2 separate regions of the Homo sapiens genome follow, and region 1 is linked to region 2. Evidence: read pairs that join two places in POLR2A ChIA-PET (ENCODE). Cell type or tissue: HepG2. All regions are shown on one strand. Links, peaks and the distances in the headings refer to the core of each region. The heading gives the core; the rest is flanking DNA. Region 1 overlaps NINL (ninein like). Region 2 overlaps NINL (ninein like).

Region 1 (5,375 bases), core at 235-5,234, 71 kb after region 2:
GTCTCGAACTCCTGAACTCAAGAGATCCTCTCACCTCAGCCTCCCAAAGTTCTGGGATTACATGCATGTGCCACCGTGCCAGCCTGAGAATTTTAAGTGGTGAAAGTCTACAATGATAAGAGTCTTACTTTATGTGCACAGTTGGAAATAATAAAAATTCAGTAAGAATTTAAAATGTATCAAGAATTGCTTCGCTTTAAAGCTGTGCAACAGTGTACACTATCAAGTACAGTTTAAAACTTTTGCCACAGAGCAAGGCCTGGCTGGTCTTGAACTATGCAGGCTGTGGACTGTGTCCACTTCAGACCTGCCCCTGCAAACATCCTGCTTGACACAGTTTCCTGAGGAACCGTACCAGAAATCAGTACAGGCCATTAATGTAGATTGTGGGGTTCCGAAATTGGGCATCCACGTTTCTGTCCCTACCCAGAGTTGGGGAAAATCTCAGCCTGTCACTTACCTTCATTTGGGGCCTTGGAGAGCAGTGACAACGTTGCCTGAAGCAGGGAGCTAACTGGCCGGGCTGCAGCCCGCCCTCTGGAGTCCCTGCTGGTCATCCCAGGACCGTGGGTACTCAGTTTTACTCACTGGTCCACATGGAGACACGCGTCCCCAAGTCTGTTCAAGGCCCTGCCGCCTCTCCTGTGTTGGAGACCTGGCACGCTACCCACTTCTGCCTGCCTGGTTTTGTCCTCCTCCCGAGCATGGCTGGAAGTCCCAAGGCCACGTGGCCGGACAGTCCAGCACATCCCTCCTCAGGTCACTTGAGTACAGGACAGGCAGAGGCCTTCCAGATACAAGGAGCTCTCCCTGGGGTTGGGACAACCTACTCAAAATCTGCACCGAGCAGACTCTCCCTGTTGATTTTTAAATAATTAATAGCTGTTTACTACATTCCTATGCCCTTGAAACGAAAACTCCAAGTTAGTGAATATTGCACTATATTGACTGATGCTGGTTCTCATGTTTAGGGTCTGACACCACCCATGACTCTAAGGGGAACCTGGAGGTCCTCTTTGTGAATAGAGCTCCTGTGAGGTCCATCCTGGCGGGGGAGCCCACCACCCCTCTTTGTGTGGGGCCAGCAGAAGCTCGGGGCTTACTACTGTCCTAGTCCCAGGAACAGACTCATTTTTCTGAAATATTTTCTTTTCTTTTCTTTTTTTTTTTTTTGAGATGGAGTTTCACTCTCGTTGCCCAGGCTGGAATGCAATGGCGCGATCTCGGCTCACTGCAATCTCCACCTCGCAGGTTCAAGAGATTCTCCTGCCTCAGCCTATGGAGTAGCTGGGATTACAGGCATGTACCACCACACCTGGCTAATTTTGTATTTTTAGTAGAGATGGGGTTTTTCCACGTTGGTCAGGCTGGTCTTGAACTCTCAACCTCAGGTGATCTGCCTGCCTCGGCCTCCCAAAGTGCTGGGATTACAGGCGTGATTTTTTTTTTTTTTAGACGGAATCTCACTCTGGCGCCCATGGAGTGCAGTAGCGCAATCTTGGCTCACTGCAACCTCCGCCTCCCAGGATCAAGCGATTCTTCCATGTCAGCCTCTGGCGTAGCTGGGATTACAGGTGTGCCCCACCACACCTGGCTAATTTTTCTATTTTTGGTAGAGACGGGGATTCACCATGTTGGTCAGGCTGGTCTCAAATTCCTGACCTCAAGTGATCTGCCCGCCTCAATCTCCCAAAGTGCTGCGATTACAGGTATAAGCCACCTCGCCCGGCCCTGAAATGTTATTTCCATGGGCGCACACACGCACACAAAGCCACAAAAAGCAAAGCACAATTCATTAAGTCCTTAATACTCTTGCTTAAAAATGGAATTTGATTAGCTGGGCGCAGTGGTTCATACCTGTAATCCCAGCACTTTGGGAGGCTGAGGCAGGTGGATCATGAGGTCAGGAGACCGAGACCATCCTGGCTAACACGGTGAAACCCCGTCTCTACTAAAAATAGAAAAAATTAGCCGGGCATGGTGGCGGGCGCATGTAGTCCCAGCTACTCAGGAGGCTGAGGCAGGAGAATGGCGTGAACCTGGGAGGTGGAGCTTGCAGTGAGCGGAGATCGCCCACTACCACTCTAGCCTGGGTGACAGAGCGAGACTCCATCTCCAAAAAAAAAAAAAAAAAAAGGAATTTGATCAAGCAGTAAAGCTCAAGCAAAATTAAATTAAATTAAATTAAATGGAGTCATGCACATGCCTGTAGTCCCAGCTACTTGGGAGGCTGAGGTGGGAGAATGCTTGAACCCAGGAGTTCAAGTCAAGCCAGGCAACACAGTGAAACCCTGTCTCTAAAACATAAATAAATAAAATAAAAATGGGACTTTGAGCTAACAGTCCTCATACTGCTTCTCAACCAGCATGTGTAGACAGGATCACATAAGTCACAGCTTTTCTCTAGCACTGAAAATACCTCATCTTCTTGTTAAGGTAAAGAAATGATATAGTCCCTCGGAGGCAGTAAGGGATGTTGGAAACCCCACTGTGTTGGGAGGCACAGCAGGGGACATGGAATTTGCAGAGCCTCTCCAGACCGGAGCACCCCTGACCTCCATGTGACCCTGAGTATGTTATTATCCTCTCTGACCCTCGCACTCTCTGTGTGTGAGATGGGGGCAACAGTACACCCCGGCTCAGCCTCCTGCTATGAGTACTCCGTGAAAGAATTTAACAAAAACACTGAGAACAGTGCCTGGCACCTACTGAATGCTCATTCAAAATTTAAAAACAAAACACCAGGAGACCTGAGCTCCATTTCTGGCAGCCACAACCAGTGCACAAGTCATGCACGGGGACTGGGCACAGGTGACACGCTACCTTATGGTGAGGCTCACACAGCCCCCACGGACCAGGCACCCAAAAGCCTGTCCTTCCTGTCCCCACACCCCCACGCCACCCTGCCTCTGGAGACAGCCGGGGGAGGCCTCCTGGTGACTGGTTCAAATGGCCCAGGACTCCACTACCCTGGCTGGGGGCACCAGCTGTCACTCCTCATTCTTCAGAGAGGCACAGAAGCCACAGAAGCCAAGCTCCCTCTCTCCATGGATGTGAGAGGCTGTGTGCAGAAGAGAAGCCACCTGCGTCCCTCAGGGCCACTTCAACAATGGAGCAGCCCATCCTGAGGTCTTCGGTGAACTCCCTGTTTATTTAAGCCAGACTGAGTTGGGTTTTCCAACACTAGTGGCTAAAATATCCTAACTGATATACTCTACAAATGTAAAATTCTTTACCAGAGGCTTAAAAACTGAGAGATTTTGAAGAGTGATTGCCCCTCAGGTCTCTGACCACTCTTAGAAACTCCAACAAACCAAAATTGTTACTTTACTCAACAAAGCAGATCCAAAAATAAGGTTATAAGAAGATGTGTGGGCTGGGCATGGTGGCTCAAGCCTGTAATCCCAGCACTTTGGGAGGCCGAGGCGGGTGGATCACCTGAGGTCAGGAGTTCGAGACCAGCGTAGACAACGTGGTGAAACCCCGTCTCTACTAAAAAATACAAAAATTAGTTGGGCGTGGAGGTGGACACCTATAATCCCAGCTACTCAGGAGGCTAAGACAGGAGAATTGCTTGAACCCAGCAGGCAGAGGTTGCCGTGAGCCAAGATTGCGCCATGGCACTCCAGCCTGGGCAACAGAGTGAGACTCCACCTAAAAAAAAAAAAAAAATGTAATGATTGCCCCTTATGAGATACAAAGTAACAATCAATGCACAAAAATTGGTATATCCTAGAGGTTCTCAAACTTGATTGCTTCAGAGGTACCTAGAGAGCTCTCCTGTTTCAGAAACTAACAAATGACTTCGACTCCAGGGAGACTATACAGCAGTCTTGAGGGAAACGGGTCACCTCGCTTGGAGGATGATGGAAGGCTCCATTATCTTTCTGAAGTCCAAGGAAAGACAATCGGGTTCAGAAAGGGAAGTACAACCAGGCAGCGCCAGATGCATGCTTGAACCTAGGTCAAAAAAGGATGAAAATACAAGCCATGCTCTAAAAGACTCCTCTGTCCCAGAAAATTGTCTGTCCATTCACAAACAACAATAATCAGAATCCAGGAGGCTCAAAGTTGCCCCAAGGTGGGAGAAGGAAAGCCTGCCTCCAAATAGCTCCAGGTAGAGTATGACCCAAACTTTTGGCCTCAGCTTGTGAGTAACCAAATGTCTTGGCCTTGGGCCTGAATTCCTAATCTGCACTTGAAGCCAAGGACTAAGCTAAACTCAAACCTAGATTCCAGTTACAGCCACCGCGGCTTAACTACTTACACAATAACCAAGGAATGGAACAGCAAAGTGGCCACAGCGCTGGAAATGCCTTCCAGGGCAGAGGACGCTATTACCTGCAGCTAGGAAGCCATGCCAGTTCAGGTGTGAGGCCAAGACACTGCTCCTGTTTTTGCTTCCTGCTTCCAAATCTGTCTTGTGCCAGGAAAGAGGAAAGCTATCTAGTAGCTACCTGCTCATGGCAAGATCCAAAAGTAGGCTGGGTGCAGTGGCTCACGCCCGCAATCCCATCATCGCTTTGGGAAGCCAAGGCAGGTGGATCATTTGAGGTCAGGAGTTTGAGACCAGCCTGGCCAACATGGCGAAACTCTGTCTCTACTAAAAATACAAAAATTAGCTGAGCGTGGTCAGGCACATATAATCCCAGCTACTCAGGAAGCTGAGACAAGAGAATCGCTTGAACCCGGGAGGCAGAGATTGCAGTGAGCCAAGATTGTGCCACTGCACTCCAACCTGGGTGACAGAGCGAGACTCCTTCTCAGTTTAAAAAAAAAAAAAATCCAAAGGTAAATGTCCACCATAGAAAGAATGTGCTCACAGAGCCCCGCTCACATGCTCTAAGTCTCAAATGCCACATGTGCCATCTTCTAAAAAACTTAAAAAGAGTCATTAGTGGTTTAAATGATGACAGATTGAATTGATCTGTATTGGCAAATAAAAGTGGGATATGTGTGTTTATGTAAAGTTCAGGTGCAATAAAAATTAGCGGATAACTCTTTTTTGTAGAATGAGAAAATAGCAAGCCTTCTCCAAGGAACTTGAACTCACTGTAAAAGGGGAAGCTACAGACACTGTTGGAACTTTGCCATTCTTGTTATTCTATTTTCCATCACCAAATGTTCAAAGGATACCCAAACATTAAAAGACTTACAACATGCTCTTAGCAAATGACCATATCAATTCACCCACCTTAGAGCAGTCCTATAAATCACAACATATGGGATAAGTATGAGTTAGCGAAAAAGTTTCCATTGAAGTTAATATAAACTGCTCAATTAAATTTTGCTCAAGTCCGGCCAGGCGTGGTGGCTCACGCCTGTAATCCCAGCACCTTGGGAGGCCGAGCGGGGTGGATCACGAGGTCAGGAGA
Region 2 (5,375 bases), core at 242-5,241:
ACGGACAAAGGGGAGCTGCAAAGCACCAAAGGTGGAATTAGGTGGTTGGTACATGGGTTTTCATGCCACAGTTGTTTGCACTTCACTCTGTTTACAAATTTTCAAAATAAATCTTGGGGGAAAATATCTGCCTGTAATGGGGAAAATTCTTTCTGAAGAGAACCTTCTATGGTCAGCCATGCAAGCACTTAAAAGAGGCAGAGGGGCTGGGCGCGGTGGCTTACGCCTGTAATCCCAGCACTTTGGGAGACCAAGGCGGGTAGATCACGAGGTCAGGAGTTCAAGACCAGCCTGGCCAAATTGGTGAAACCCCGTCTCTACTAAAAATACAAAAATTAGCCGGGTGTGATGGCAGCCGCCTGGAATCCCAGCTACTCGGGAGGCTGAGGCAGAGAACTGCATGGACCCAAGAGGCGGACATTGCAGTGAGCCGAGGTCACATCACTGCACTCCAGCCTGGGCTACAGAAGAATACTCTGTCTCAGAAAAAAAAGAGGGTGAGGGCTCTATTATTTGTATTTACAATAAAAAGACCAGTCTTTCAATAGCTTAATTTTTGAAAACTTTTCTAACTTACACAGAGCAAAGAGTAAAGTGAAGCCCACAGCACCTGCTGCTCAGACTGCACTATGACAGCAGCCTGCCACAGGCTTCTTCTCTACCCGCTTTTCTTACGGCTGAAGTGTTTAGAAGTACAGATGCTCCCCGACTTATGATGGAGCTACAGCCCAGCAACCCCACCATAAGCTGAAAATGTCAAGTCAAAGATGTGCTGAATATACCTAACCCACCAACATCGTAACTGGGCCTGGCCTACCTTACACATCTCAGAACACATTAACCAACAGTGGGGCAAAATTCTCTAACACAAAGCCTATTTTAGACTAATGTGTTCAATGTCTCATGTAATCTACTGAACACTGTACTGAAAGTGAAGATCACAACGGTCCCATGGACACTGAAGGACGGCTTCTACTGAATGCATATTGACCTCACACCATCAAGAAGTTGAAAAATCGTTGAGTCAAAACATCATGAGTCTGGATCCATCTGGGGTATCTGAAATCGCAGATCTCATGTTACTTCTGCCCCACATATTTGATTCATATCTCTAGAAAAAATATATATATTCTTACATCACCGCAATGCCACTATCATACCTAACAAAATCAACAGGATTTTCCCAAGTGTCTCAAACATATATTCTTACAGTTGATTTGTTTGAACCAGCATCCAAACTGTTCAGGATGCCCTTGGCTGTTATTCCTCTCACATCTTTCAACCACAAACACCTCTCCCAAATCCCCATAGCCCATGCCTTTTTAAAGAAATCAGACCCACTGTTTTGTGGAATGTTCCACATCCGGATCTATCTGCTTGCTTCCCCAGGGTGTCATCTAATGAGCTCCTCCATCCTTAACATTTCCTGAAAACCTGAGTTAGCATCAAAGTCTAGTTTGCTGCAGCCTCAACATTTTTTTTTTTTGCAGGTGGTGCTGTGTCCTCCGCACACCTCACTCAGGAGGCACTGGTGTCTTTAGGACTCATCAGCGGGCTCAGGTGGTGGATGGCCACTTTTCCTAACCTTTGTCTTCAGCCGCTTATCTTCTTGATGTGTTTGAAGCTGTGGAAACAGCTTGAGAATGAGGACAGACACTGGGTGTCCAGCAGAAAGTGTCCATGGTGAGTTATATGTCCAGCCAGACATGTTCCTATGGTGAGCTATGTGTCCAGCCAGACATGTTCCTCTATGCCTCATCCACACCACCTAGCCCAGAGCAGGGACATGGCTGCTTCCACCCAACACAGACTTTAGTGTTGCAGTTCTGCTTCAGCAGTCTGGATCCTTCAGGTAGATGAGCCATGTGGGTGTGAATTACTGATAACCCTGCTGGTAACGGGAAAGCCACCATCCCCCAAAGGAAGCCAGACTGTGTGCTCACAAATGACACTGTGGGTTGGGTTGAGGAAAACAAGAGGAAAGGGATGGGTAAGAAAAGGCCACCTTCGAGGTCCCTTCCGGCCTAAGATGCCTGAAATCTCCAAGGAAAAATGTGAAAGCAATCCTGATACTGGGTTATTTCTTAGGCTGGCAGAAGAGGTCGGGCAAGTCCTCTGAGCTTGACACGAGTGTGTGTGCACTACCGTCTGTCAGCTCTGATCCTGTACAAAGGTTTCTGTAAACTGCTGGAAGGAACCCCAACCTGGTTGGGGCAGAGAACACTGAAATTGCTGGGTGAAAAACAGCCTCCTGCGAGCCCTTCCCTTCGCTGCTCTAGATCTAGACATCAAGTTCAAGGATGTAAGACACGGCAGCTTGGCTGACTTTTCTCAGCACACAGGAATCTGCCTGCTTTGTCCAGCACCACAGCTGGAAGCTCAGGTCAGTTTCCCTGACATTTACTGAGACAAAAGTTGAACAAAAAATGGCCCTGGCATTCAAGGATCATGGTCCAAGGGGTGCTGTTTACTTTGGCAGAAATCCCAGGGCAATGCCCTCTATCCAAGCTATGTTTCTGCACAGTCAGCCCACGTAACCGCCTGTGTGGGGAGGCCTCATTAGGGCATCCACTGACTCACACAGAAAAGCCTGGAAAGACAGTAAAACTGCTCACAGGACTAAGGAATACAGACCAGTGCTACTCCCTGCCCTGCATGGTCAGCGGCCTGCCTGGCCTGCAGCCCAGCCCAGGGCAAAGGGAATGGCGGGGCACCCTGTCTGGAGTTGGGGGTTCCCGGGGTACAGGGCACTGACTGGGAGCCACTGACCCTGCCCACACCTCACCAGTGGGATCCAGTGCAGCCTGATGACTTCCTGGGATGGCTTCATGCCTCCTACAAGGGGACACACGCAATGCTGCCACCCTGGTCCTTCTACAACAGGGGGAGCTGGGGGGCGCTGGCAGCCTGAAGAGGGCTCTCGGCATTCAGCCGGGCTCCAGCCTCTCCTCCCCAGTCACCTGCATCCCTGCACCCTGAAACACTAGCTCCTTTCATCACTGCCTCCTCAAAGGCCATGGCAGCATCCTGCACTCCCTACACCTGCACCGTACATGCCTGGCTGCTAAGGATCCCGCAGTTTGCTCCCTACACGTCCATCAATGCCTCCGGCCTTCCTCTTTCCTGAAGCACATGACACCCCCCTGTTCTAACTTTGCCCCTCTTTGCCTTCCCTCTTCCTTTCAGCCTGCCCATGTGAGGCAGTTTGGAAATGTGGCTTCAAATTTCTTTGACACTCTTCCCTTCAGGTCTGTGTCCCTTCTCCTTGAATCTGGTAGGCTTGTGACAGCTCTGATCAATAGAATGTGGTGGAAGGGATGCTTTGTGACTTTGAGGCTGGCCTGAACTCAGTGAGGAAATCCCAGCCCTGTTTTTGGGACCACATGTCCTTAGTGCCCTAAGCCACCAGGTGAGACAGTTGACTATCTTCAGCCGCCATGCTGTAAGGAAGCCCAGCCACGCTGAGGCCTGCTGCAACCCCTCCGAGACTGTCCTCAGCTGAGCTCCTCCAGCCCAGACGCATCAGTGACGCTTCATATGATTTCAGACCCAGCCTTCAAGTGTCCCAACAGAGGCCCCAGATGCAATGCAGTCCATCCTAAGTCTCTCACCTTCTCCAATCCTTCCTTGAGCACTGCAGCCCTGCTCCTTGGAGAAGCTCTGCAGCAGCAGTGTAAAAGCTTGTGCTGTGATTGTAAGGGCCTGGTGTGAACCTCAGCTCTTGTTCCCAAGCTCGGCAAGACCTCACTCCTGAGCCCCAAGCTGCTCTGAGAGGAGGGATGCTCAGATTATGCCAAGCCTGCTGCAAGGGTTAGCCAGGCTGCCAGCTTCACACCTGGGTAGTTCCTTAGAGCTCAGCGTCTGGCCACCACACTGATCCTCTCACACCCACCTTTCTGTGGGGCCCCTTTCTTCACTCTTGCAGGCATCATGTAAGTCAGCAGTAACTTCCACAGAATCTTCTGTTTTCACATTGTTTGCATAGGTGTTGGTCTTTTCTATCCAAAATACTCTAGGATTCATAATTAATATATTTGTTTGCTTTTTAATGTCAAGGAAGTATTATAGGCAAACACAAGATAATTAAAATTAAAAAGAAGTCCTCCCTTCCCAGAGCCTTTGTTCCTCTCCCCAGGGGGATCCACTGGGAAGTTTTTTTGCCTAGCTTTCTGTCCCCATGACATATGTAATGCATGTCCCTCCAGAAATGCGGTGAGGGAGCTGAAGTCTCAATCATGCTCCTGCATGTAGCTTATCTTCCCAAAATGCCAGATCTTGCAGAGGGCACCACGGCAGCATGGATGGTCAGCCTCCCCTTGCACGCTGCACAGCGCTGTGAGGCTGCATGCTATGATTTGCTTATGTGTACCAGCTGCTGGCCTTCTGGCTGCTATGTAAGGCTCTGAGCTCCAGGACCAGGTATTACACTCCATTTGTGAGACAGATAAAACCCTGGTGGGTGCTGAGACTGCCCCTGCACAGCAAGGGAGAGGCTGTATCTAGCCCAGCGTGCCAGGAAGGAGGTGCAGGGGCAGTCTGAGGTGACAGGGCCAAGCAAGGCCCTCCTGCCTGAAACCACAGGGCCACACCTGCCAGCTGGGGTCACATCAGTACTTGCAGACCATAAAGTGTGACGAACCACGATGCTCCCTCGGCCACGGGCCTCTGCCCCTGGGTCTGACCTTGGGAGGATGAGGACCGAGTGACGGCCTCACTGCTGTGATGATGACATTCTGACCACTCCTGCAGGAGGAAGAATCCAGCGGGACACAACCCACCCCATGCATTTCCCAGGAAATTAAACTTGTGGTTGCACACTGCCCAATGACCCGGCTGTTCAGCTTTCAAAGCTCTGGGCAAAGGCAGAGAGCACTGAATGCGAGGCTGAGGCTTTACCTTGTGCTTCAAATAATTCATTCTGAGCTTCTTTAGTGCTCTCGGCCTCTTCATCTGACTTGGGACTCTGTAGAAAGATGCAGAGAGAAGGCTGTGAGTTCCAGGGGGTGCTGCTGGGGACGGAGCACCGGGAACAAATAGAGCAGGATGTTTGGGGAAGTGGGGGATGGCTGAGTATGGAGTCAATCCCTCAGAGGAAAAGCCCACCCCCACCTTGGGGCTGCCCTGCATGCCAGCTAGCAGACCCAGGTGAGCCCCGCCTAGCAGCAGCAAGGGGCTGGGCCGGGGAGACAGGGGACATGCCTTGTTCTGCACGCTCGGGGCTCCTCAATATAAACCCAGTCATCAACAGTTGACACTGAAAATACAATCAAACACTCGTGTCATAGCAGCACAGAAGCTGTCCCCCTCTGCATGGTGATGGCTTCAGACCCAGCACTTGAAAGAAGCCAGCCCTGCAGCCACAGCCAATCATTCAG

The links. ChIA-PET counts read pairs that join two places held together with the same protein. Peaks named below come from ENCODE experiments on the same cell type or tissue, not always from the same donor. Only the 100,000 strongest peaks of a DNase experiment are listed, where the experiment ranks them.
Region 1: POLR2A ChIA-PET joins it to region 2 with 6 read pairs; 7 of 35 experiments call an interaction of 5 or more read pairs at or near these places.

What each region holds. Positions count from the first base shown.
Region 1 is chr20:25,576,677-25,582,051 of GRCh38, forward strand. The region is part of intron 1 of NINL (ninein like); the gene reads right to left. Among named protein-coding and RNA genes, the nearest start is that of NINL, 6.2 kb to the right of the region's middle. RefSeq lists a silencer at 2,437-2,731. In HepG2, for the core only: no CTCF peak of the experiment used is centred there; a DNase peak (open chromatin) is centred at 2,585; H3K4me3 peaks cover 654 bases.
Region 2 is chr20:25,505,778-25,511,152 of GRCh38, forward strand. It overlaps NINL (ninein like), which reads right to left. Exons shown (of 24, transcript NM_025176.6): 5 at 4,897-4,963. Among named protein-coding and RNA genes, the nearest start is that of NINL, 77 kb to the right of the region's middle. RefSeq lists an enhancer at 2,316-2,610. In HepG2, for the core only: a CTCF peak has its summit at 2,100; a DNase peak (open chromatin) is centred at 2,494.